Linked DNA regions of Homo sapiens: all the other regions are linked to region 3. A link is an interaction called in ENCODE POLR2A ChIA-PET data of the cell type or tissue named here. Cell type or tissue: HepG2. All regions are shown on one strand. Each heading gives the region's core, and the rest is flanking DNA. Links, peaks and the distances in the headings are about the cores only.

The links. Peaks named below come from ENCODE experiments on the same cell type or tissue, not always from the same donor. Only the 100,000 strongest peaks of a DNase experiment are listed, where the experiment ranks them.
Region 1: POLR2A ChIA-PET joins it to region 3 with 52 read pairs; 26 of 35 experiments call an interaction of 5 or more read pairs at or near these places.
Region 2: POLR2A ChIA-PET joins it to region 3 with 17 read pairs; 15 of 35 experiments call an interaction of 5 or more read pairs at or near these places.

What each region holds. Positions count from the first base shown.
Region 1 is chr14:95,448,361-95,456,360 of GRCh38, reverse strand. SYNE3 (spectrin repeat containing nuclear envelope family member 3) reads left to right here. Exons shown (of 18, transcript NM_152592.6): 6 at 637-984; 7 at 3,978-4,114; 8 at 6,256-6,430. Among named protein-coding and RNA genes, the nearest start is that of SYNE3-AS1, 64 kb to the left of the region's middle. RefSeq lists enhancers at 3,810-3,859, 4,250-5,042. In HepG2, for the core only: a CTCF peak has its summit at 3,731; DNase peaks (open chromatin) are centred at 3,270 and 3,700.
Region 2 is chr14:95,465,831-95,473,830 of GRCh38, reverse strand. SYNE3 (spectrin repeat containing nuclear envelope family member 3) reads left to right here. Exons shown (of 18, transcript NM_152592.6): 3 at 5,864-6,036; 4 at 7,591-7,900. Among named protein-coding and RNA genes, the nearest start is that of SYNE3-AS1, 46 kb to the left of the region's middle. In HepG2, for the core only: no CTCF peak of the experiment used is centred there; a DNase peak (open chromatin) is centred at 4,870.
Region 3 is chr14:95,518,463-95,527,277 of GRCh38, reverse strand. No RefSeq gene overlaps it. Among named protein-coding and RNA genes, the nearest start is that of SYNE3, 6.2 kb to the right of the region's middle. RefSeq lists a cis regulatory region at 2,767-3,169 and enhancers at 3,192-3,486, 8,799-8,815. In HepG2, for the core only: a CTCF peak has its summit at 2,880; DNase peaks (open chromatin) are centred at 447, 2,377, 2,967, 3,717 and 1 weaker place; H3K4me3 peaks cover 2,008 bases.

The DNA of each region.
Region 1 (8,000 bases), core at 1-8,000, 71 kb after region 3:
GGCTCCCCACTTTTCACCTGCTGAATGGCTTTCAATGAGCCTCTGACTCCCTCCATAAACTGAGTGGGTAAAATGTCTTTAATAATTCAAGAACCACTTGATACATTTTGCCACAACTGTGCAGTATCTGAACTATTTCTTTAATATTTGTATTTAAATGGACTCATTTTTAAAAAAACTGATGATTATTTATTTAGAAAGAAAACATATCACTGTCATAAATGGAAAAGATGGTGCCAATTCCAAATAGGTAGATAACCACACAAATAAATACAATGAAACCGAACGGAGCCATTTGGTTCTATTTGGCTCCACACTGTTTCCAGCTGAAGGCATGGAAAGGAAGATAAACAAATGTCAGAAAGTGTTCAAGACAGAAGCACCCAACAGAGACTTTCTCCTTGACTTAATCAAATGGCTTGAAAAAGACTTATGGGGAAGGAATAGGGTTCTCAGGTTGTGAGTCCATGCTACTTAAGGCAGACAGTCCAGCCCTTGGGAAGGCCCCTCTCTGGCTCTAACGCAGGACTCCAGGAATCAGTGTTTTGCAGGGCAGTCCCAGGTCTGCTCTGGAAAATGCAGCAACTGTATTCTTTTTCCCTGCCTGTTTTTCCCTCACCCCTCTACCCTCTTCAGGACATTGCCAAAGATTTTCCCAGGGGCGAGGAGTCTCTGGAGACGCTGGAGGAGCAGTCTGCGGGTGTCATTCGGAACACCTCTCCTTTGGGTGCAGAGAAGATCACCGGAGAACTGGAAGAGATGAGGAAAGTTCTGGAGAAGCTGCGCGCCCTCTGGGAGGAGGAGGAGGAGCGGCTGCGGGGCCTGCTCCGGTCCAGGGGAGCCTGGGAGCAGCAGATTAAGCAGCTGGAGGCTGAGCTCAGTGAGTTCAGGATGGTCCTGCAGAGGCTGGCCCAGGAGGGCCTGCAGCCTGCGGCGAAAGCGGGGACCGAGGACGAGCTGGTGGCACACTGGAGACGCTACTCGGTAAGCGTGCTTGGCCGAGTCATGGAGCCCAGGGTGCTGTCTGTGCCCAGGGTCCTGGCACTCAGACCTCCTCTGTGATGGAGAATCGGGCTGAGCCCTGAGCACACTCACTCTGTTTCTCCGGGATTCTTGGTATCTCAGCTCCCTGAGCGGGGAGTAGACAAGTTGGGTGTTTATCCCCATTTTCTAGATGAGGAAGCTGGGGCCTACAGAGACTTTTTTCCCCAACATCCCTAGAGTCACATGGTAGGTCTGTGAATAAATAACAGCAGAGGGGGATTGGGCAGCCAGGTTTGGGCCTCAAAGCTACTCTCCTGCCCAGTGGTGGGATAAGGTGTGGGCTTCCTCTGCGTGGAACAGGGAATATTGGATCAGAAGGGGAAACTCTTAATGTGGAGATCATGGGGAACAAACATGGGCCTTTAGGAGGCCAAGCAGCAGAGGCCCACGGTGGTGGGGGGTGCTTCCCAGACCCCGACATGACATCCCATCAGAGGCTCCCCAGCCCTCCCCCGAGGTATACGAACTGAAGCTTGACTTGTGGATAAAGAGAGTTTTAAAATAAGAAGCAACGGCCCTCCCCACCTCTGTCTTTATTTATTGTTAACTCAGGATCACGACTTCATGAGAGGAGATACCTCCAAGGGAAGCCATCCCAGATCTTACCTGCACTCTGCCACTGTTGTTATATGTTTTCTCTTCCTTCTAATCTCTGCTCATACGCAAAAATATTTTTAGTAGGGAGAAACAAAGGGCTGTCTTCTCATTCGATCTTGTAGCAGAACAGGTTACCCTGCAGTTATCACCTTCCTCCAAAGGGAACTGTCCCCTGCTTTAGGACTGTCTGCCTCAATGCGCCTTGGAGGTGGTGTGGCACAGTGGTGAGGGATGGGGACTTTGGGGCCAGACTAGCTGGGTTTAAGTCCTAGTTTCTCCCCTTGCTAACTGAGTGGCTTTCGGAAAATTACTTTAACCTCTGTTATGTGTGAAATGAAGCACTGAGAGGCTAGGAGACTTGCCTGTGGTTATACATCCAATAGGTGGAGACAGGGATTTTAACTTGAACCCAGGCAATCTGACTCAAGGTCATATGCTTCCAACCACTGGGCCAGCTCAGGCTCCCAGTTCTAGAAAATTAACATAGCAAGAGGAACAGACCAGGAATCCAGACATCAGTGGATCCATCCCCCCTGGGACTGCAACCCTGGGATGCTCCCGAGAGAGCAGAGGGCTGGGTATGACTTGTGTTATCCCTCTGCTGACGGGAACAGGACCCTCATCTGTTTCAGGGAGACTGTTTGCAGCAAAGGTTGAAGTCAGGGTGGATTTGTAGCTTATCCAGCGTCTGGTCAGGAAATGCAACTACCTGGCAGGGTCCACCCTCCTGAGCCTCCCAAGGAATCAGCAAACTAAACCTGACAACATTATAGGTCCCAGCATGGCATGTCAGAGCTGGAAGGGATGTGGTCTTATTTTACAAGGAGGGAACTGAGCCTAGAAAAAGGTCATGCTTAGCCAGGCCACCCAGCCATGGGGCAGCGTCCTTCCCAGGAATGAGGGCCCTGGGTGTTCCAGCACTGCTTCAAGTTGATGATGGGCCTTCCAGTGGCCTGGACAGGCCTCTCTCCAGGGACAGCCCCCAGTCTTGCTCACCCTCTGCACCCTTGCCCTTCCTGCTGAATTCCTGCAGGCCGGCCAGCTTTCCTGACCACTGATGTGCTGGGCTTCTTCATGAATGATTTTCAACCTGCCAGTTCCCACAAACCAACTGTGTCTGGTCTTCCGTGAAAACTTTCATAGACGTCATTATGTTTGCTAACTAATTGAATAGCAATAGGAACATTTTTGAGAATGAACAGGGCTGGCTGGGCAGATTCTGTGTCCTTCTGCCTACATAGTGGCCCCTATTGCCCCAGCTGCTGCCTAAAATCCTTCCCTCTATTTGTGCTTTCTCCCTTGAGCTTAATACTCTAAACCCTGTTCATCCGTGGGTCACCCCAGGCTAAGCCTAATTGGAGCTGCCCCTGGTTCCCTGTGAATGGAGGATCGGTCAGAGGTCGGTATGGTCAAGAAGGACAGAAGCACAAGGCTGCCTCCTGGGATTGAGGGAGCTGGGGATGGGGAGGGACTAATGCATCCCTGCTCTGTACCAAGTGCCTTGTCAATATCACCCGACCCACGTGGTTGGTGAGAGTGGCCCCATTTATCAAAGAGGAAACAGCCCAAAGTGCACAGCTAGGAAAAGACAGAGGTGGGTCTCCAGGCCAGCTCTGTGTTGTGGCAAAGCCCAGCACTTTCTACTACCCCACCCTGCCTCCTACTGAGCAGGGCCAAGCAAGGGGCTGAGAGTCCTGCAGATCAAGGTCAAACGTGGAACTTCCCAGGACAGCAGTGAAAGGCTGTGTCTGGAGTGTTTGCACATGTTGAAGTGAAGCAGCTTAGGAATAGTCCATGCAAATAGCTTCTAGGCCTGCCGAGAATAATAACCGGGTTCACAAAGCACCTTTAGAGGCATGAAGAGGCCCTGCTCTGATGTCCGGTCCACCATCTACAGACTCTGCAACCGTCAGAGAGCTCTTAGCCCAAGTTTCCTTGTAAATAACATTGGGACACGGAGACTAGCCTTTCAGGACTGTTGTGAGGCTTAAACGAATGGGACACCCAGGGCGCTCAGCCTGGCATTGGTGTCCCCTGAGTATTAGTTATTTGTACCATTAGGAGCTAGTGTTTGCCATGGCAATGCTGGGAGGTAGGGGGCAATAAAGAGCAGAACTGTAGCCCAGCACCAGACAGTAAAGGCTGAGTTCCAGGTCATGGAGCTAGAGATGGGAGGGTAGGGGCTGAGCTCAAGAGTGGGGCCCCAGTTCCTGCCCCTGGTGACAGTTTCTTCCTAGCCTAGCCCACCTCCACTGGCCACGCTCACCCTCCTGCACACACACACTTATCCTGTTGAGGAGCCTCACCTCCCGCTGCGGTGTCGTCATGTGCTGCAGGCAACACGGGCGGCGCTGGCCTCGGAGGAGCCCCGGGTGGACCGGCTGCAAGCCCAGCTGAAGGAGCTCATCGTCTTCCCTCACAACCTGAAGCCACTCTCTGATAGTGTCATCGCTACCATCCAGGAGTATCAGAGGTATCTGGGAAGGCCAAGGGTGGTGGGACTCAGGGTGTGCTGGAACCCACATTTCCCCATCTCCAGAAGGCGGGCTTGCTTTCTCCTACAACATAGTAACTTCTAAATCATTCTTTGTACCTCTCAATGACTGGCTTTTAGAGGTTCTCACTTGGCTCAGACACTGTCCCCTTTGACTGTTTTGCATTTGCTCCCAGAAAGAGGCCTGAACTTTGCATTTATCCAGGCTAGTGGCTCAGCCACCCATCCTATCATGACTCTTCATGCAGGTTAGCATTGGGGAGGGGTGATGGCCCAAAGGGAGGGCTTTTCAATAGACAGACTCCATTCCCCTGCCTTCGGATGCTGACTTCAACATCTGAGCCGTCTCCAGACCAGCCTCCACGTGTCCCTCAGCCCCCGGGCTCAGGCACAGCAGGACCTCCAGCTTCCTAGTTTAGCAAATGCAGCAGCCCTGTATCCTCCCTGTGTGGAACCGAGCAAAGTGTTGATTTGAAATCTGTTACCTGTCTTCACTGCATGAGCCTCCGAGGTGTTCTGAACATGGTACAACTGTCCACGCAGCTGTCGTGCATCTCCTACCTCTGCCTGGTACAGGGAGCTCCTTCAGAATGAACAAAGGGAGCTCCTACCTTTGCTGTGTGGCTCTCATCCCACAGCGTGCTCAGGCCTACATCTATAAAACTGGGGCAGTGGCCTGGATCCCCCGTGGGATGCTAAGGTAGGGGTCGGGCTGGGGTTGGGGGGTTGGATTTCCTGTGCACAAAGTAGGCAGGGAGACAGAGTGGCCAAGGGTCTTCCTCTCCCTCTGGTTTCTCTCACTGAGATTTCAGGTATTGGTTTCCTATGACTTGGTGCTGGACATTGTGTTTGAAAAATTATTCGTAGAAATTAAATGGGCCTAGAATGACGGTATCTTACTCAAGAAAGGGTTTTGTTTGCTTCTTCCAGGTGCCTGGGGGCAGGCAGGACTGGTCTAGGGTCTCCATAATTTATCTTCAAGGCTTGTATTCCTTGGTCATGAAGCTGGGCCATCCGTCTGTTGGACTGGCTTGCTTGCAGTGCACTTTTATCCTGAGGGCATGGACCTTTGCGATCCCAGCTTCATGTGAGGTGCTGTTTTCAGAATCTGCCCATTTTTGATAGACCCTTATCCTGAGTGGCTGCCAAAACCCTAACTCAGTTTTGTAGCTATTTCTTCCAGATTGGCAAATGCCCTCAGGGTCAAAGTTGGTTAGACTCACATTTCTATTATTTGTTTTTTAAAACTTTGATCAAGCAATTTTTTCATCTTTTGTTTTTGTACTCAGTGGGAGGGCCAGTCTGAATGAATTATTTTTCCGTTACTGGAAGAATAATGTCTCCATGTGTCATCTCATCTAACACTTAGAATGATTATATGAGAGGAGCACTGTGTTGCCTATTTCATAGGTGAGAAAACTGAGGCTTGTTAATATTGAGCCACTTAAGGTCATATAGCTGGCCTGTCTGGCTCCAAACTCCCAGCTCTTTATACCTACTATAGAATCAGAGAACACTCGTGCCTTTTATTTATTTATGTATTTATTTTGGAGACAGGTGTCGCTCTGTCACCTAGGTTGGAGTGCAGTGGTGCAATCACAGCTCACTGCAACCTCGAACTCCTGGGCTCAAGCAATCCTCCTACCTCAGCCTCCCGAGTAGCTAGGACTACAGGCATGCACTATGATGCCTGGCTAATTTTTAAATTTTTTTGGGGGGGATGGGGTCTTGCTATGTTGCCCAGGCTGGTCTCGTACTCCTGGCCTCAAGTGATCCTCCTGCTTTGGCCTCCCAAAGTGCTGGGACTACAGGTGTGAGCCACCGTATCCTGCCCATGAATGTAAATTATATGAGACTACAGGTCCCAAGGAGCCCCAGTGTCTGTCCTCAGGAAGACCCCAGGCCTGCTGCTGATGCCTTTTCATAGTGATATTAATCAAAGTCCCTTCCAGCTACATCTTCTGTCTACTGCTGCAGACATTCCCAGCAACTGAAACAGGAGAAGGCCCACCCTGGGAGCAGTGCATGCTGGGCCTCTTGAGGGTCTTGGCGGAGGCCTCATCCCTGGACTGAACCCACTCTCTCTCCTCCCTCATTTTCTCCCTCCACGCTCCTTGCAGCCTGAAGGTGAAGAGCGCGAGGCTGCGCAATGCCGCGGCGGTGGAGCTGTGGCAGCATTTCCAGCGGCCTCTGCAGGATCTGCAGCTGTGGAAGGCCCTGGCCCAGCGGCTCTTGGAGGTCACTGCCAGCCTGCCGGACCTGCCTTCCCTTCACACCTTCCTGCCCCAGATCGAGGTAACCGTGGTCCTGCCAACTGGGTGGGGCTGGGGTGGGCCACTGGCGGGGCATGGTGTTTCAGTCTCTCTCCCAGGGGAAGGTCCGTTTCCGGGTCCTCCGGATATCTGGGGAGAGCTCACTGCGCCCGGTCTGCTGAGTCCTGGTGCACAGGGAGCGTCCATGCTTGCTTGTTACACTGACAAAGGTCAGCTCGGCTCCTGGGGGTTAACCCGGGGCTCCGTACGGACGCTCCCCACCCGCAAGCATCTCCCAGGTGGAGGCATTAGCACTCCTGAGAGAGCAGCGTTCTCAGGCCATTGCCTTTACTGCAGCTCCAAGTGGCAAGAAACCTGACCTGACCTGCGGTATCTTAAAACAGCGACATTCAGGCAGTCCAGGGTGCCAGGCCACAGCTCAGTGGTGTCACCAGGACCAAGCCCTTTGTAGTTCTAAGCCAGGTCTCGCCTCATGGCCCCAGCATGGCTGCTCCGGCTCCAAACGTGCATCTCCCATGAACAACAACTGGCTCCGGATGGAGCCGCGGATGCACAGGGCTCTCTCCACCTCTACTTCCGCCTTTCAAATCTTCCCCTGACACCCGCACACTCCCCTCACATCTCATTGGTTGGTCAAGGTCATATGATTGATTATTCCTGGCCCAATCATCGGCAAGGATGATGGGATTACCGTAACTGCTTTGTACCAATTAGACTCAGTGCCTCGGAACTGAGCACTTTGCATCCCAAAATGCTGGTTGTTTGGGAAGAGAGAAGGAGGTATGGCTGTGGGATGAGCAGAAGACAACATCTTTCATGATGCCCGTCACTGTGGTGTCCCCAGTGTGCCTGTACATACTGTCTCTGGCATCATTGAACTCTGAAGTCCATAAAATGATTTTGTGTCTAGAGATTCTTAGACACAAAGAGTGGGAAAAGACTCAAACGTGTGTGAGATGTATAATCATTCTGATTATAAAAGGCACACCTACTTGGAGAGTGTAAAGGTGTGTGAAGAAGAAAACAAAAAGCTCCCATTATCCCACAAGCCACAGGGATGAACATGTTGGGGCAATTTCTCCATCCCCTTTTCTGCCACCTTGGTATGACCGAGGAGAACCAATAACCAGGGTTGGCCCCTGCTCACCCTTGGGTACACTACTTGGCCATGTGCCTGCATTTTGAAACGTCTACCCTTGTGATTTTCCGCTTGGGGCTTACATTGGGACAATAATTTGTTTTCTCTCTTCGTGGCTTTTTGTTTGGAGACGAAGTCTTGCTCTATCACCCAGGCTGGAGTGCAGTGGCGCGATCTCAGCTCACTGCAACCTCCGCCTCCCGGGTTCAAGAGATTCTCCTGCCTCAGCCTCCCAAGTAGCTGGGATTACAGGCATGCACCACCATGCCTGGCTAATTTTTTGTATTTTCAGTAGAGACGGGGTTTCATCATGTTGACCAGGCCGGTCTCGAGCTCCTGACCTCAAGTGAGCTGCCTGCCCCGGCCTCCCAAAGTGCTAGGATTAGACAAGAGCCACTGCACCAGACCTCTCTTAATAGTTTTTAAGCTGCAGGGCATGGCCTTTCTTTCCAAG
Region 2 (8,000 bases), core at 1-8,000, 53 kb after region 3:
AAGCTCACACCAGCCTTAGTTCCAGCCACTGTCATACCTCCCAAGCTCACACTGGCCTGAGCTCCAGCCACTGTCACACCTCGCAAGCTCACAACAGCCTTAGCTCCAGCCACTGTCACACCTCGCAAGCTCACACCAGCCTTAGCTCCAGCCACTGTCACACCTCCCAAGCTTACACCGGCCTTAGCTCCAGCCACTGTCACACCTTGCAAGCTCACGCCCTCCTTTGATTGGCAGAAGACCTCGTAGACCTTCCACCGCCAAGCCTTTGTCCATGTGTTGCCTCTGCTTGGAATGCTTTTTTGTGTGGGTCTGGGTGTGCACAAGAAATGAAACCCTCCTGTCCGTGCATCTCTCCTGACCAGTTTCCGCCTTTCTCAGCCCCAGCTCCTGACCTTACCTGTCTGTGAGCATCACAGCCCTGCCTGTGTGCCCACTGTGTTAGGGTGCTTAGCATTTTAAACTTTCTACCCTTTGCTGGTGGGTCTTTCCCTCCAGGTGGTGGTTCTGGTTTAAGCAAAGTCAAGGGTGGTCCTTAGGAAGACACATTGGCAGGACCAGGGTGGATGGGCCCTGGAAGCCAGAGGCAGCACTTCTGTGAGCCCCGAGGGGGTGGGAGTCCAGGCAGAGGGGAGTCATGGCCTGAGCGTTCTGCCAGTGTCTCCTCCCACGGGGCTCCGGCATGCTTCATTTACTGTGTGTTTTGCCACTTCAAAACCAATTTCACAATAAGAAAGAAAACGTTTTCCTGTTGCCAGCTGGTAAGAGGGGGCAGCTAGTGCCTCTCGACCTACCCATGGGACCTGCCCCCGGGTGCTGGGGTCTCTCTTGTGCTTCCTCCACCAACTCTGTTGGCTTGTCTCCAGTGCCTGTTTGCTGCAGTGACAGGGACGTGGGCTCTGATCCAGTTCTGACTCTTAATAGCCATGCAGCCGGGAGGATGTCCCATGCCTTCCCGGGACCTCATGTTCCCATCTGTAGAGCAGGAATGAACCCCCTCACCCCTTGTGTTCCCGAGGGGTTAAGGGAAACTCCAGAATCCTCGTGGGGTGGGGGCTTTCTGTAAGGTGTGATTGGAGAACCCATCGCTCCTGGGTTGAGAGCTTGGCTACTGGGTCTGCAGGCCCGGGCTCCAAAGTCTGCCATGGCTGTGGCACCTCAGGAGGATTTCCCAGAGCTCTCTGAGCTTCAGCTTGCTTCCGGGGAGAGTGATAGCTGCTGCCTTTCAGGAAGGAGGGAGGATTAAGGAGGATCATTTATAGACATGCTTGTATGCACAGTGCAGGGTATGCTGGCAGAGCTGGCGAAATGGAGGCGATCGTTTCTTGTGGTTTTAGAAGCTGGGATACACAGCATACCAAGTGTCCCTGCCCATCCCCAGAGCCTCCAGCAGTGGGTCTTAGGAGCTTCCAGCCACACTCCCAGGTTCCAGCATATGTATTTATTTGTTTATTGAGAGGGAGTCTTGCTCTGTTGCCCAGGCTGGAGTGCAGTGGCACGATCTCAGGCTCCCTTGTCCTGTATCTGGGTCCTGGCCTGAGCCAGGCAGCTTCCTCACCAGCTTCTGGGCCACCGTCTTGGTCAGGAGCACCCTGGTGTTTCTCAAGGCTTGGATTCCCAATGCATTCATCCTTCAATATATCTTACTTCCCTACCTTTGCTCAAATATCCTTCTCCAGTTGTCTTTAATTAGAGACCTGCAGGCTTCATGCCAATGCCACCTCCTCCACAAAGCCTTCCTGGATTTCTCCCATCCCTCCCTGAGCTCTCATACTACTTTGCGGTCTCTCCTGGCCCTTTTTGCAGTCGTCTGCGCTCTTATCTGCAGCCCTCTTTCCTACCAGCTTGTTCATCCAGGACCCTAGCACTCAGCATAATGCTCAGCTGGGGGTCACCTGGTCTTGGCTGGGTTGAGGGAAAACCCTGATTAACCCCATTCCTCCACTTTCCTGGTCTCCTGATACTTCTCTCCAAGGTGTTTCCTTACATCCGATCCCCACCTTCCCCTTGCCCTCATTGGCTGCGACAAATTGGAATAATTCTGTGGCTGCAGTTCAAGTACTTTCTCCCAGCTGGCCACGCAGACCTTGCCAAGCACTCCTGGACTGTGTCCTTGCTGGTGATGGGCTATAAAAGAATCTCACACCAGCCAAAGAGTGTAATCATCAGCGCAGTGAAAAAGAGTGGAATCTACTTCTCAAAATTCGGCTTTTCCAGCCTAGCCACAGCCTCTGGCCTCCCCTGGCTTCAAGCCTCCAATAAACTTCCTACAGGTTGATCTTTCAGGGCAGACGTTTCTTCTCCAGGTCGGGGAAGGGGGCTTGGTGTCTTGCCTGCCTTTGGACCAGCCAGCTCCTCTGCCTTGGTAAAGAAGCATCAAACTCACTCCCTTGAAAAGGCAGTGGGTCTCGGGTCTTTGTGTCCCCTTCTGTCCAGCCTGTGCCTCTTTCATGAGGATAAGAAGGACGAAGGTCCAGGGGTCTGGGGGGACCACACAGTCAGGACACCAGGCTTTGGAGAAGGGGCCATTGTCCGCATGGGACATTCCAGACCTGGCTGCTCCTTCTGGGTGTGGCCAAGGGAGATGGAATTTCACTTCTTCCCCAGAGTTGTTGGCTCCTGTGATTTTCAGAGCTGGACTCCATCTGAGCTGAAGCTGGGAGCAGGTGTGGAGGAGGCTTCTCTGGCAGCTGTAGAGAATCATTCCTCAAGGCTGGTGGTTTCTGTGGGTCCCCAGCTCCCTTGTTTGTAAATTTGGACTTATTGTGTTGCTAGCTTGGGGAATATGAAGTCTCCTTTCACATTTCTGGGAATCAGAAATATCATCTTACTTTCTTTTTTTTTTTTTCCTGAGACGGCGTGTTGCTCTGTTGCCCAGGCTGGAGTGCAGTGGTGTGATGGCTGGAGTGCAGTGTTGTGATCTCGGCTCACTGCAACATCTGCCTCCCAGGTTCAAGCAAGTCTCCTGCCTCAGCCTCCTGAGTAGCTAGGATCACAGGTGTGCGCCACCATGCCCGGCTAATTTTTGTATTTTCAGTAGAGACGGTGTTTCACCATGTTGGCCAGGATGGCCTCAAACTCCTGACCTCGTGATCTGTCCGCCTCGGCCTCCCAAAGTGTTGGGATTACAGGCGTGAGCCACCACATCCGGCTCTTTTTTTTCTTATTTTTAGTTTTTTAGTGACAGGTTCTTGCCCTGCTGCCCAGGCTTGAGTGCAGTAGTGTGATCATGGCTCACTGCAGCCTCAACCTCCTGGGCTCAAGCAATCTTCCTGCCTCAGCCTCTTGAGTAACTAGGACTACAGGCATATGCCACTGTGCCTGGCTAGTTTTTTTTTTTTTTTAATTAAAAAAAATGCTTTTGGAGAGATGGGGCCTCACTGTCTTGCCCAGAGTGGTTGCATACTCCTGGCCTCAGCGATCCTCCTGCCTTGGTCTCCCAAACTGCTGGGATTACAGGCATGAGTCACCACGCCTGGTCTACTATTATTTTTAATCAAATTAAATCTCTCTCTGAATGGCAACAAATTCATCCTCAGCCATGCTGTGGAACCCTGCCCCTGGGTGGTGTGAAACATCCTGGGTGGATAATCGTATTCAGTCTAGAACATTCCACACTGGCCCTTGGGTCTTCAGGCCACACTGGCCACTATGGTACTTTTGTTTTCCCCATCACTGCTCGCTGCTGAGAGGGACTCGGGGTCCCTGTGTGGGTACTTGCTGTGGCCACCACCCCCTGGGCCCCTGCCACATCCTGCTACTTGGCCAAACAAACCCTCTTTCCCTCTCTTGAGGAATCTCCCCATTCTTCACTCTCCCTGAGCACCTCCCACTCACATGCACACAGAGACAGCCTTTGGAAGGAGCTTGTTTGCCTCACTCTTTGATAACAAAGGTAGGAGGGGAAGTCCTTCTATACTATTATCATCATCGTCATCATCATCGTCATCATCAACGATTATTGTATGGAGTAAAAAAAGGATGGGGACCATTGCCCATTTGCACACATTGGGGAAGGGTCTACATAATTGTTCAACAGTTTACAAAGTACACTAACTTATACCCATGTTTAATTCATAGTGTTTTTATTTTATTTTTATTATTTTTAATATTATTTTTTGAGACATGGTCTCGCTGTGGCACCCAGGCTGGAGCGTAGTGGTTTGATCACGGCTCACTGCAGCCTCGACCTCCCAAGCTCAAGCGATCCTCCCACATCAGCCTCCCAAGTAGCTGGGACTACAGGCATATGCCACTACATCCGGCTAATTTTTAATTTTTTTTTTTTTTTTTTTTTTTGTAGAGACATGGTCTCACTGTGTTGTCCAGGCTGGTCTCAAACTCCTAAGCTCGAGCAATTCTCCTGCCTCAGCCTCCCAGAGTGCTAGGATTATAGGCATGCAGCACTGTACCTGGATAAAAGTGTTTTTAAAATTAATATTATAACCCTGGGAGGTGGACAAGCAGAGACTGTTATCGTTGTCTCAGGATGAAAAAGGGAGACCCAGAGTAGCCTAGTGACCTGCCTGGGGTCACACAGCTGTCAGTGGGGCAGCATTCCACATGGCAGGAGCTCTCCTTCACCCCAGCCATGGGGAAGGGTCAGAGACAAGCAGGCTGCTGGGAAGCCAGTCTAAGGACACTGACCACCAGCCCTCAGGGAGACGGGCTGGGGATCTGAGCTTGAGCTTTAGGCCATGCCTGCTGTTAGTAAAGACAGATCCAAAGATAAGGATAATAATAATAATAGTGAGCAGGTAGTGACTGGGTTGCGGTGTGGGCTGGGCAGCGTGCTCATGGCTCTCCCTACATTACCTAATGCTTATCTTCCCTCATTCTTAGGCCTAGAGAATGTAACTCCTGTGACAAAGGTCACAGCAGCAGTAAGGAGTGGCCCTGGGATTGGAATCCAGTCATATTTGCCTACAGAGACCAAGCCTTAGCTGCCCCTGAACTGCAATAGTAACAGCAATGACAATAGCTAGCATTACTTGGACACTTACTATTTGCTGGACATCATGCATTGGTCTTAGTCCTCCAAGAAGCTGACACCAAGATGAGATGAAATGTGCATGGTATTTATTAGGGGGATCCCGCTGGGAGAATATGGGGAGGAAGGGAGCCAGGAGAGGCTGGTCAGAGGGATGCAGATATGATCCCAAGGCCAGAAGAGCAGGGAGGAAGGAGCAGGGTCAGGAGGGGCCATCTCAGACAGCTGTGGGTTCTAAGGCAGTTTGCAGGAACATGAGCTGTTTGTGAGTTACAGTCACTCACTCAGCATCTCCCAGGAAGGGAGCTGCTTCAGTGTCCCAGCTGCTCTTGGTCTCTGGTGGGAGCAGCCTCAGGAGCAAGGCTCTGGTGCAAACTGCGAAAGACAGAGATGATTCTGGAGGCTCAGCTGGGCCCTGGGTTGGGCCAGCTCCTCGCAGTCCCCCTGAGAGGTAGATGCTCACGCTGCACACTGAAACATGTACCTCACATGCATTTTCTCATCGTTTAATCCTGAAAAAAATCTGAGAGATAGATACGATTAATACTTGCACTTTACAAATGAGAAAACCAAGTCCAAGGAGAGAATGAAACTTGTCTGAGTTCACACTCTAGAAATGGGCCGAGTGGGGAAGGAGAGAGCCATTCATCAGACAGCACCCAGCATGCTAATCGCCTTTGCTCCCGCCTCCTACCCTCAGAGCTAGTAGCAGGTTGCCCAAGACCCCACAAGAAGGGGTGCAGGGGCTGTGATGTGAATCCCAGATCCTCTGGCCTTCGAGTCCTGGCTCTTTGCACCATGCCACTATCTTCCCAAGGTTGTGCCTGTCTGCCTTTTGCCAACCCTGGAAACTGGCTTGTGTGTCCACAACAGAAAATATGCCAGCTGGAGCCCGAGGGGCGTGTGAGGGTGGACCTCGTGCTACGGATGGCTGAAGCCCTCTTGGCATGCTGCCCTGGGGACCAGAAGCCCGGGATCCTGGCCCGGCTGAAGGACATCAAGGCCCAATGGGAGGAGACAGTCACCTACATGACTCACTGTCACAGGTAGGGCATCCAGGGCCTTTGTCCACAGCTGCCATTTACCCTCCTTGCCCACTGTGACACTAGCTTGGGCCCTCTGCCCAAGAGACATTTCTCCAGTCCTGGGATTCTGGGGGACAGGATATTCTCTTGGGATTAGGGCCAGCCCTGCCTGCCTCTTTCTAATTATAATCAGGTTGAATGATGATAATAGACACTGGGAACCCAGCGTGTTTTGTCAACAATTCCTAAGAGACTTACCGTGTGTGCATCCTCCAGAGCATGGCACAATGGCTCTGGAGAAAGAAGGCCTGGGGCCCTGCTAGCACTGTAGCCAGAGTCCCTGCTTGTACCAGGAAGCTGGGTGGTGGTTGGCCGGGACAGGGGGTGGTGGGGAGCAAACACTCGGACAGACCTGGCATTGACTCTTGTCCTGCTGGTTACTTCCTATGTGGTTTGGGAAAGTTACCTGACCTCGCTGAACCTCAAGCACCTCTCTGGACAATGGGAGTAATCAAGTGCTCCTTGAAGGTTGTTAGGAAGTTAGGAGGGGATAGCAAATATCAAGAGCGAGGCACACTGCTTGGTACAAAGTAGGCCCTCAGTAAACAAGAGCTGCCAGGATCATCTCCATTTTTATAAAGCAAGGATGTGCATGGAGATGGGAATGACTTTGCACAGTGCTTCCTGCTTTCTAAATCCTTGCGCTGGAAATTCCTAACACAGTGACTTGATGTTGGCTGGGGAGATAGAGCCACCTCCATGTTAGAGATGGAGAAACTAAGGCATGTGAAGAGGCAGGGTTGCAGAGTGAGTTCACAGCACCCCTGGAACGCACACGCAGGCTCCCAGCCTTCCGTCCCCATTGGGTGCAACGAGCCCACAGATGCAGATGTCACAGATGTCAGTGGGGCAGCATTCCACATGGCAGGAGCTCCTCCTTCACCCCAGCCATGGGGAAGGGTCAGAGACAAGCAGGCTGCTGGGAAGCCAGTCTAAGGACACTGACCACCAGCCCCCAGGGAGACAGGCTGGGGATCTGAGCTTGAGCTTTAGGCCATGCCTGCTGTTAGTAAAGACAGATCCAAAGTGCTCTGCAGGTGACTGGACACATCCCAACCGCAGTCTGCTCCTAAAATTAGTGGGTGTGCGTGTGCCAGCGGCCTGGAGAAACTGTGTTTAGAGCCCCAGTGCCAAAGAGAAATGACTGGGGGTGTCTGTGCATTGACAGTGGGAGTTCAGGGCCAGGATTTAAGGTGCTGGAGGTAAACGGCTCCCCAAGATGCATCCCCAAAACTGGTGGTTCTGGGAGGAAGTTTGGAGTCTGAGCTCCCCTGGCTCCTACCCTCACGCAGGGAGCTTATTTACTGGGCAGAGGGTCTTATCCAGTAGGACTGAGGGAGGGTCTAGAATCTGGAGTGTCAACAAGCTGCCCAGGTGACTCAGAGGCCAGAAAGGGCATCATCATGCCCCCAGACCACAGCCCCCTAGTATTGGGGAGGGGGTGACAGCACAGACCCCCGACCCAGGAGGCAGGTGGCTGGTTCCCTCACAACCTTGAGGTCTCTGTGCCCACAGCCGCATCGAGTGGGTGTGGCTGCACTGGAGCGAGTACCTGCTGGCCCGAGATGAGTTCTACCGCTGGTTCCAGAAGATGATGGTCACACTGGAGCCCCACATCGAGCTCCAGCTGGGCCTGAAGGAGAAGCAGTGGCAGCTGAGCCACGCCCAGGTGCTGCTGCACAACGTGGACAACCAGGCGGTGCTCCTGGACCGGCTGCTGGAGGAGGCAGCCTCCCTGTTCAACAGGATCGGGGACCCCAGCGTGGACGAAGATGCCCAGAAGAGAATGAAGGCTGAGTACGATGCAGTGAAGGCCAAGGCCCAGGTGAGGGTGAGGCTGAGTGGGCTACATCCTCACCCACCCATCCATGTATCCACCCTTATCTACCCATTCCAGCCACTGTTTGCCTACTATCAAGCTATTT
Region 3 (8,815 bases), core at 1-8,000:
AGCATTCTGGGGCATTCGATGTAAGGAGGGGCGAACAGTCTTCACCCGTGACTGTTCCTTGTGCACTAGTGCCTTGTATTATGCTTCCGAGCAAGAAAAAGAAATTCTTTTCCCCATGCTCTGAATAGGAAGTCAAGGAAACATGCAGTTTATTTTAGCTTGCCAACAAAAACTACACACACACACACACACACACAGCTTAAGGTTATGTTAAAAAAAGGAATACTTTACTCCATTGTGCCAGATAAAGTTATTCTAACTCTGTTACATACTTCATGTTAGTACTTGGAAGACACCTTGGAAATACCTAGTACATTTCATCAGGTGTTGAGGGACTGAATAATACTGGTGTAAAGTTGAATTTTTCTAACTGTGTAAACCAGTGGGCTTGATAAGAGAGCTCAGCCGACGTTACGTCAGAAAGGGCCGTCCATAAAGTGGTTCTGCAAATGCTGATGTCAACCCAGGACACACAATTAGAGGCCTCAAAGAATATAACCACCTCACTTGTGCTACTACCCAGCCCTGTTTCACAGTGGTTGGGGATCAGAACCTCTTCAGGGAGTGTATGCATTGTAATTGTATCTGTTTATTCCTCCCCCCACCCCCACCACGCACACACTAGGCCATCAACTTCTAGTTGGGTAGGATTCATTTTTGTAACCTGGTGCCCTAGTGCCATCCCTGGCACTTACTATATGTTCAATAGATAATTCTTGAATAAAGAATACATAACCTGGTGAACAATACAGAGCAGGATCTCAGCAAATCCCAAATTGTGTGAAACTCATAATATCGAGCACAGGTGCCATAGGAGGTGGAGAAACATTCAGTGAGGCACCCACAGGCTCTGCGCTAAGCAGGATACAGAGTGGAGTAAGAGGCTGCCAAATCCCAAGGACCTCGCAGTCCTGTGATGGGGACAGATGCAAGAATGCCCCCGAGAACTGGAGAAGGGAATGGAGCTCTCGGAAAAAGCTCAGTCAGCGCCTAAGGGATAGGAAAAGCTTAGTAGGGGGTGACACTTGAACTGAGTTTTGAGAGAAGGGTAAAGTGCTTCTATATAAAAAGGAGGGACATTCCAGGAAGAGGGAGCAACCAGGGCAAAGGCACAGAGGCCCCTGGGTCCACTGGGAGAATGCCAGGCCGTTTCTTGAGAAATGCAGGACTGGACATAGCTGAGGGGAGGACAGATGGTAAGGGACTGGGCTCTCCTCCTCTGGATGAGGGAGAGTCCCAGGAGGAGTGTAAGCTGCAGAGTGCTTGAGAGATCACCCTTGCGGGAGTGTTGATGGATTGGAGGTGGCCGAGCTAACGGGGCCACTTAGGAGAGGGTCATCAGATTTAACCTTTGCAGGTATTGGGGTGGGGGCATGGGGGAAGGGCACTGCTGCAAGCTGAGTTCTTTGAAGGTAGGGATGACAGCATTTGGTGACTGGCTGACTGTGGGGAGGGGGCTGGGAGGAAGAGGGGAAGATTCAGGCTTATTCCTAGGGTTTTGCTTAGCCACTGACTGCACTTGATGATGCAGGGAATACAGCGGGAGGGGGAAGGAGGATTGGAAAGGTAAGTTCAGGAATTACTTTTGGACATTTCTGTTTCCAGGTGCCTGAGGAACATCTAAATCATCAGGTTATGTCTGAAATAAAGGGAGAGAGTATGCAGATTATTGCCTCTACGGGTCTGGATCTATTGATAAAGGAGATTTGGGCGGGTGGGGGGGCAAGAAGGAGTGCAGAGAAGAAAACCTGGGGAACGCATATCGCTGGGGAGGGACAGGCCATGAGGAGAACTAGGAGCAAGTGCTTTAGGGAAGAGGAATTTACCAGAAGCCACAGAGGGCCTGAGCATGAGGGCTCACACCTGTAGTCCCAGAGCTTTGGGAGGCCGAGGCAGGAGGATTGCTTGAGGCCACATGCTCTAGACTAGTCTGGGCAACATAGTGAGGCCCCATCTCTAGAAAAAGTTTTAAGTTAGTTGGGAGCAGTGGTGTGTGCCTATAGTCCTAGCTACTTGGGAGGCTGAGGTGGAAAGATAACTTTAGCCAAGGAGTTCTAGCCTGCAGTGAACTATGATAGTACCACTGCACTCCAGCCTGGGCAACAGAGCAAGGCTGTCTCTTAAAAAAAAAAAGGAAGCCACAGAGAGAGGCCAGGTAAGGACCCAGGGTCTCGTGGATTTTGCAATGGAGGTAAACACAGTGTGGGCTGATGCAATCAGTGTTTGCTGCCCTTGGGCGCTTCGCTTCACCTCTAAGGGGCTCTGCAACGTGATAGAGTTGGGCCAGTGAATTTGTCAGGTGTCTTCTGGCTGTTACTTTTGTCTGTGTGTGAACCTTTGTTTTAGGCCATTTCTGTAGTTAGTGAACAGAGCAGATAGAGTCCAGTCATTTTGCAGAAATGTTTCCATTTGGATGATGAAACAAGCTTGATTGCTGAAGCTGGTGCACTCATCCCATTGGCATGGTGCTAGCCGAGACCTTTGAAATACCTGAGGACACCTCTTGCCTGTTTATAGAGGTTGCTTCTGTCTGCTGAATAGGGCTTTGTAATTAACCAGGAGGTGCATTTAGCGACACTGGCCATTTTTCTCTGCATACCAAGTCTACAACATCAAAGAAGAAATTTAGGATGAAAGTTCTTTAAAATCTTAGGCCAGGTGCTGCAGCTATTGCCATTGCAAGGACCTGCGGCAGTCCTGTTGGAAAATGTTTGTTCTGCATGTGTTCCATGCCAGTTGTTGGCAATAAGATTCTAAGGTTTTGGAACTAGACTACTGCAATGAAACAACTTTCTCTGTTAGGGAAGTGTCCTGGGCTGTCAAGAATTATCATCAAGAGCAGCAGGTTTTATAAGATACATGGACCTATTTGGCATTTACCAGCCCATGCCGCTAGGATAGAGGGACAGGGCTGGGCCCCAAGTGTGGGCTTCCCGGAAGAGCCAAGCACCGGCTGCTCATATGGGATGGGTGGGGGTGGTGCAGGTGCCCTGCATGGGTTCCACTGCCCTAAAGAGGGTACAAAGGCCACACCTCCGTGTGTCTGCCAGGGCTGGGTTCAGAGCCTCCCTGGCTTCCTGGGCACTCTGCCTATCACACAGCGATTCCAATATGATCACATGTTCAGAACAGCCACACTTGTCAAAGCAAGGAGAGAACACTTCAGCAACGTTCAAAAACATGTCTCCAGGGATTAAAAAAAAAACACGGAAAGCTTCATTTTCCTCCCTAGTGGGGAAGTCTTCCTTACTCACAGCCTCTTCCTGAGTTGGTGTCTGTCGTGAAGCATTCTTTGGAAGCATAGTAAGCGGAGGGTTTAATTTACCATAGTCGTACACATTTGCACAGAATCTAAAGTTTGCAGTGCGTTTCATCATCTTTATGTGAATCTCATGCAGCTCTTACAGGGAAAACAGGAAGAACTGGCCCCATTTTCTAAATGTGGAGACAGGAGGAGGTGAGATGGCTCGCCTCTGCCCAGCCGACTGGGAAATGCAGAGCTCAGAGAGACAGCAAGTCAGGAGATGTTGATCCAGGGAGCTTTTCACTCTGCCACCCACCCCATCGATGGAAGCACCGACATTATCAAGGCTGCATTTAGATTTCAAAACAAAAGCAAGCAAACATGCCGGGCTCGTGGTATGCTGTTGTTTTAACCGAAATGATACAGCTGAAAGGGTGAGCAGCCATCAGTGCTGTGAGCGAAGCGTGATCACACATCTTGTATGTTTAGCAACTCAGGAGGTAGCTGAGCCTGGAAGTGACTTTCCTGGTATGTAGCAATTCAGAGAATACAAAACCACATTCATTATCTGAAATGGGCTCAGCTGCTTCTGTGTTTTATCATATAGAGCTGGGAACTTTGATGTGTGTGGTGTGTGCGTGTTTTGCTGCATATACAGATAATCACACAACTGGAGGCTTCAGCCTTGCTGTTTACACACACACACACACACACACCCCAGCAGATACATCACACACAGACTTCTCACCTGTTACGTTACTAACAGTGGTGCTGGTTTGTTTGAACAGTGTTTGAACTTATCAATAACCTTCCTCCAGAAGGCTCAGCATAGCTATAGCATATGCTGTGTGTGGAAAATATAACCTAAGAAACAGAATGGAATTGAATCATGACCACTATTGCTATGAGACAGAATCCACAGCGATGGAGTGGGTGCTGGGGTCAGACTGCCTGAGTGTGTACCCTAGGTGAGTCACATAATAGCTGGGTGAATGGCCAAGTTTTCACCTTTTTTCCCTCATTTGGAAAATGGGATGATAATAGGAGCTATCCTGAAGGGTGATGATGAGGGTTAAATTAACAATATAGGTAAAGGCTTAGAACAGTGTGTGGCAGATGGTAGGTAAGCCCTTAATAAATATAAAATATCATTATTTGTGTCCATCATTTGAGATATATCTCACATCTTATCCAGAGGACTCCCCAAACACTCGTGTTGTCACTTCTCTTTCCTGTCTCTGGGTTCCTCTACAAGTCAGTTTTGTACCATGCAGTCTCGCATTTGATGACATGCAGCATTACTTAGTTCTGTGAATGATTCGTGTGTCTTAATGTCACTTCCCCAACAGACTGTAAATTTCTTGATGGCAAGAACCATGTAACTGGTTTTTGTTAGATTTCTGCAACTCAAGACCCAATCCTGGGCAACTGTTGGACACTTAAACATCCTTCATCACTAGCTGCGTTCATCACTAGGAAAAAGTAAGAGAAATCTGATGGTATGGGATTGTAAGTGGGTATTAGATCCAACAGCTGAAACTTAAGATGTGAAGATGTATATTGACACACATGTGCGTACAAAATGTTTATAGCAGCTTTATTGATAATAGCCAAAAACCAGGAACAACCCGGATGTCCTTCAACAAGGGAAGGGTGACCCAGCCCGTGATGCATCCGTCACACTGTGGATTGCTGCTCAGCAACGAGGAGGCACAGACTCGATACGGGAGCCAGCCTGGGTGACGCTCCAGAGAACTACCCTGAGTGGAGAAGGGCAGTCCCACCGTGTGATTCCATTATTATCACATTCTTGAAATGACAGAATTATAGAAAGGAGAACAGAGGAGTGGCTGCCAGAGTTTAAGGAGGGAATGGGGAAAGGGGGAAGAGCAGCATGCGGGATCCTTGTGACGGAAGCGTTTTGTGTCGTGTGGGTGTCTGTCAGTTTCCTAGCTGTGATACTGTACCATTGTCTTGTAAGATGCTGCCATCGGTGGAAACTGGGTAAAGCATATAGGGGACCTCTCTGTATGATTTCTTACAACTGCATGTGAATTTACAGTGGTCTCAAAATAAAGCATTTAATTAAACAAAAAACCCACATGCATTTAAAGTAGTCCCAACAGAAGCAGAAAGAATAGACCAGGCTTCCCACTGTTGGGAGAAACGAGAAACATGGCAGACCTCTTCCAGAAGAATTTTGTATATTTTCTTTGTTTTCTGTTTTTGTTTTTTCTTTTCTTTTCTTTTTTTTTTTTGAGATGGAGTCTCACTTTGTCACCCAGGCTGGAGTGCCGTGGCCTGATCTCAGCTTACTGCAACCTCTGCCTCCTGGGTGCAAGCAATTCGTCTACCTCAGCCTCCTGAGTAGCTGGGATTACAGGCACCCACCACCATGCCCGACTAATTTTTTTTTGTATTTTTAGTAGAGATGGGGTTTCACCATGTTGGCCAGTCTGGTCTTGAACTCCTGACCTCAGGTGATCAACCCTCCTCGGCCTCCCAAAGTGCTGGGATTACAGGCATGAGCCACCGCACCCAGCCAGATTTTATTTTTTAGGAATAAAATTTATCAATTTTCCTTTAACACTTTTGTTTATCTTAGTATTTATTCCTTGGAGTATAATAGTAGTGGTGTTTAGTTATGTTAAATGATGATTGTTTAATACAAACAAGATCTTCTTTTTTCAAAAAGATATATAATGGAGAGAGAGAGAGACAGGGTCTCACTCTGTCACCCAGGCTGGAATGTAGTGGTGCAATCATGGCTCACTGCAGCCTTGACCTCCCAGGCCTAGGCAATCCTCCTGCCTCAGCTCCAAGTAGCTGAAACCAGGCATGCACCACCCTGCCTGGATAATTTTATTTATTTATCTGTAGAGACGGGGTCTCACCATGTTGCCCAGACTTGTCTTGAACTCCTGGGCTCAAGCGACCCTCCCACGCTGGCCTCCCAAAGTGCTGGGATTACAGGAGTGAGCCACTGTACCTGGCCAGCCAATACAATATATATATGTATGCGTGTGTGTGTATATATATATATATATATATATATATATATATACACACATACACACAATATATCATAATGTATTATGTATATTACATTACATATATTACATTGTATATAATACTGTGTGTGTGTATATATATATTTCTTATAGTTACTTAAATTGGGGGAATAATTTAGAGAAAATCTTTTTTAATTCTCTCATTTCACAGATTCAAAAACTTAGAAGTGACCCAAGGTTACACAGCTAGTTAGCAGCCTTAACAAGAGTTAGAACCCCATCATCCGAGAATCCAGTCCTGTATGTTATATATAATTGTATTTTATAAATGCAGTACAATTAAATGTATGTAGAGGAATATTCCAAGTTACTCCAGTTCCCCTGCTTGGTACTGAGATGACTCATTGCCACCCAGAGGGGTACCTCTGCTCAGTTGATGGGTGGCAGCTGCCCATGAGGAAGTGAACAAACCAGGGTGCTGGCTGTGCTCACCCTAGAAGCACATGTAGCACCCAAGTGGGAAAGGACAGGCTAACACTTGGAGAACCGGCAAGGAAAAAACAAAGAAGAAGGAAAAGTTCAGAGCAGAACTGGGTTGAGAACGAGCTCTCCAGGCTCAGACCAAGACCTCTCTGATGGGGCACCCCAGAAGTGGGCACCCTTAATGTGAGCTTTTCATCCGTATTAAGCTGAAAGCACTTATGTACTTCACCACTAAGTGGGAAGCCAGGCTAGAGATGGAGAGATGGGAATGTAAATGTTCTGAACAGCAATTCCTATCCTGGAACCCTGGGCAATGCCCCTCGTCCCTACTCTCTTGCCTCAGTTTACCCATGAGGTGTTTTATTAGCCAGAAAAGCCATTGCAGCTTTTGTTGTAATCTATCTGTGGAGACTGAACACACACACACAAACAACTGAAAAAATCATGCTTACAAAATGAGGATTGTGCAGATTGCCACTGAAGCTGGCTAACCAACAGCAAATGTGAAACAGACCCAGATAATTTCCCCAGGCTTATTAAATTGATTCCTGCTTCCCCATGAGTGGTGGTGGAGATGCTGGCTGCAGGGAAGGGACAGAGGGAAAGAGTGGTAAAAACTTCGCTTTTTGGAGGACATTTGGTACGTTGCACAAACAGCCCGCGCTGCCAAGTGAGTCAGAACTTCCGAACAGCATAATTTTAGTGCCCTTCTTGTGGTTCCCTCTCTGGGCTGCTTCTGAAAGGAAGGTCTCAGGGCGGGGTTTCCTGTGTTCAATTCCAGAGATGACAAAGGGGCTCTTCCCCCAATCCTTTGCCAGATTTTTTTTTCCAGATGGGTTTTCATGTCCACCCCCTTATGTAGCTGCAGGTAATGCTGAAGACGAAGGTATTGTGGACTTCCTAGTTGTAAACTGCCCCATCCCTTCGCATTGCTTACTCAACTTTTGTTTTCCTTCCATGTGGACTACTTTGGAGAGAAAAAGATTGGCATCAAATAAAAAATAGGGTTCTGTTTTTGATGTGATGTTTATGTCAGGCTTAAGAAAAGTAATGGATGGCCGGGCATGGTGGCTCACACCTGTAATTCCAGCACTTTGGGAGGCCAAGCAGGCAGATATCTTGAGGTCAGGAGTTCGAGACCAGCCTGGCCAACATGGTGAAATGCTGTCGCTACTAAAAATACAAAAAATTAGCTGGGTGTGGTGGTGTGTGCCTGTAGACCCAGCTATTCAAGTGGCCGAGGCACAAGAGTTGCTTGAATCTGAGAGGAGGTTGCAGTGAGTCAAGATTGCACCACTGCACTCCAACCTGGGTGACAGAGCGAGACTCTAAGAAAAGCAATGGAATGGGAGAGTATTCTGAAAAGCAGCAAGCCCTGTAAAGCCCAAGATAATAACAATCACATTGATAATAACAAAACTATCTGCACAGTATTTTGTACTTTATAAAATATGTTTATCACATGTGTTTTCACCTATGAAAAATTATTGCTATCCCCATCTAACAGATGAGAAAAACCAATGTTGTAAGAGGTCACATTCAGTGTAAGATTAGACTGTATGTGCACACTGTATGTGTAACAGAATCTTACAGTGTAAGATTCACTCAGCTAAATAAGTAGCAAAGCTGGGCCTGGAAAGTGAATATCTCCACTGCTCTGAACTGGTGCTCTGCACTGCACCGGCAGCAGGAGGGACAGTTCATCTCTGTGCACCATGGTCCCCTGACACAGAATTATTACACCCTGACCTCCTTGGAGGTAGTAGTCTATGCCTCATTCTTCTTCATATTCCCAGAGACTAGCACATAGTAGATACTCAGGAATGTTTGACGAAAGACTGAATAGCTGTATGGCAGAAACTGTAGCAATCATACCATTCCCAGAACCATAACATAACAGCTCGCCTGAGTTGGGTGCTCAAATACCAGGCACAAAACCATACAAGATAAGCTCCTATTATTAGATCTATTCAACAGAAAAGGAAACCAAGTATGAGTAATCAGCTGAAAGTTGCAAATTGGGCACTTTGGCACTAGAGCCTGAGCTCCTAACTGTACCCAACCATCTCTTCCTGCA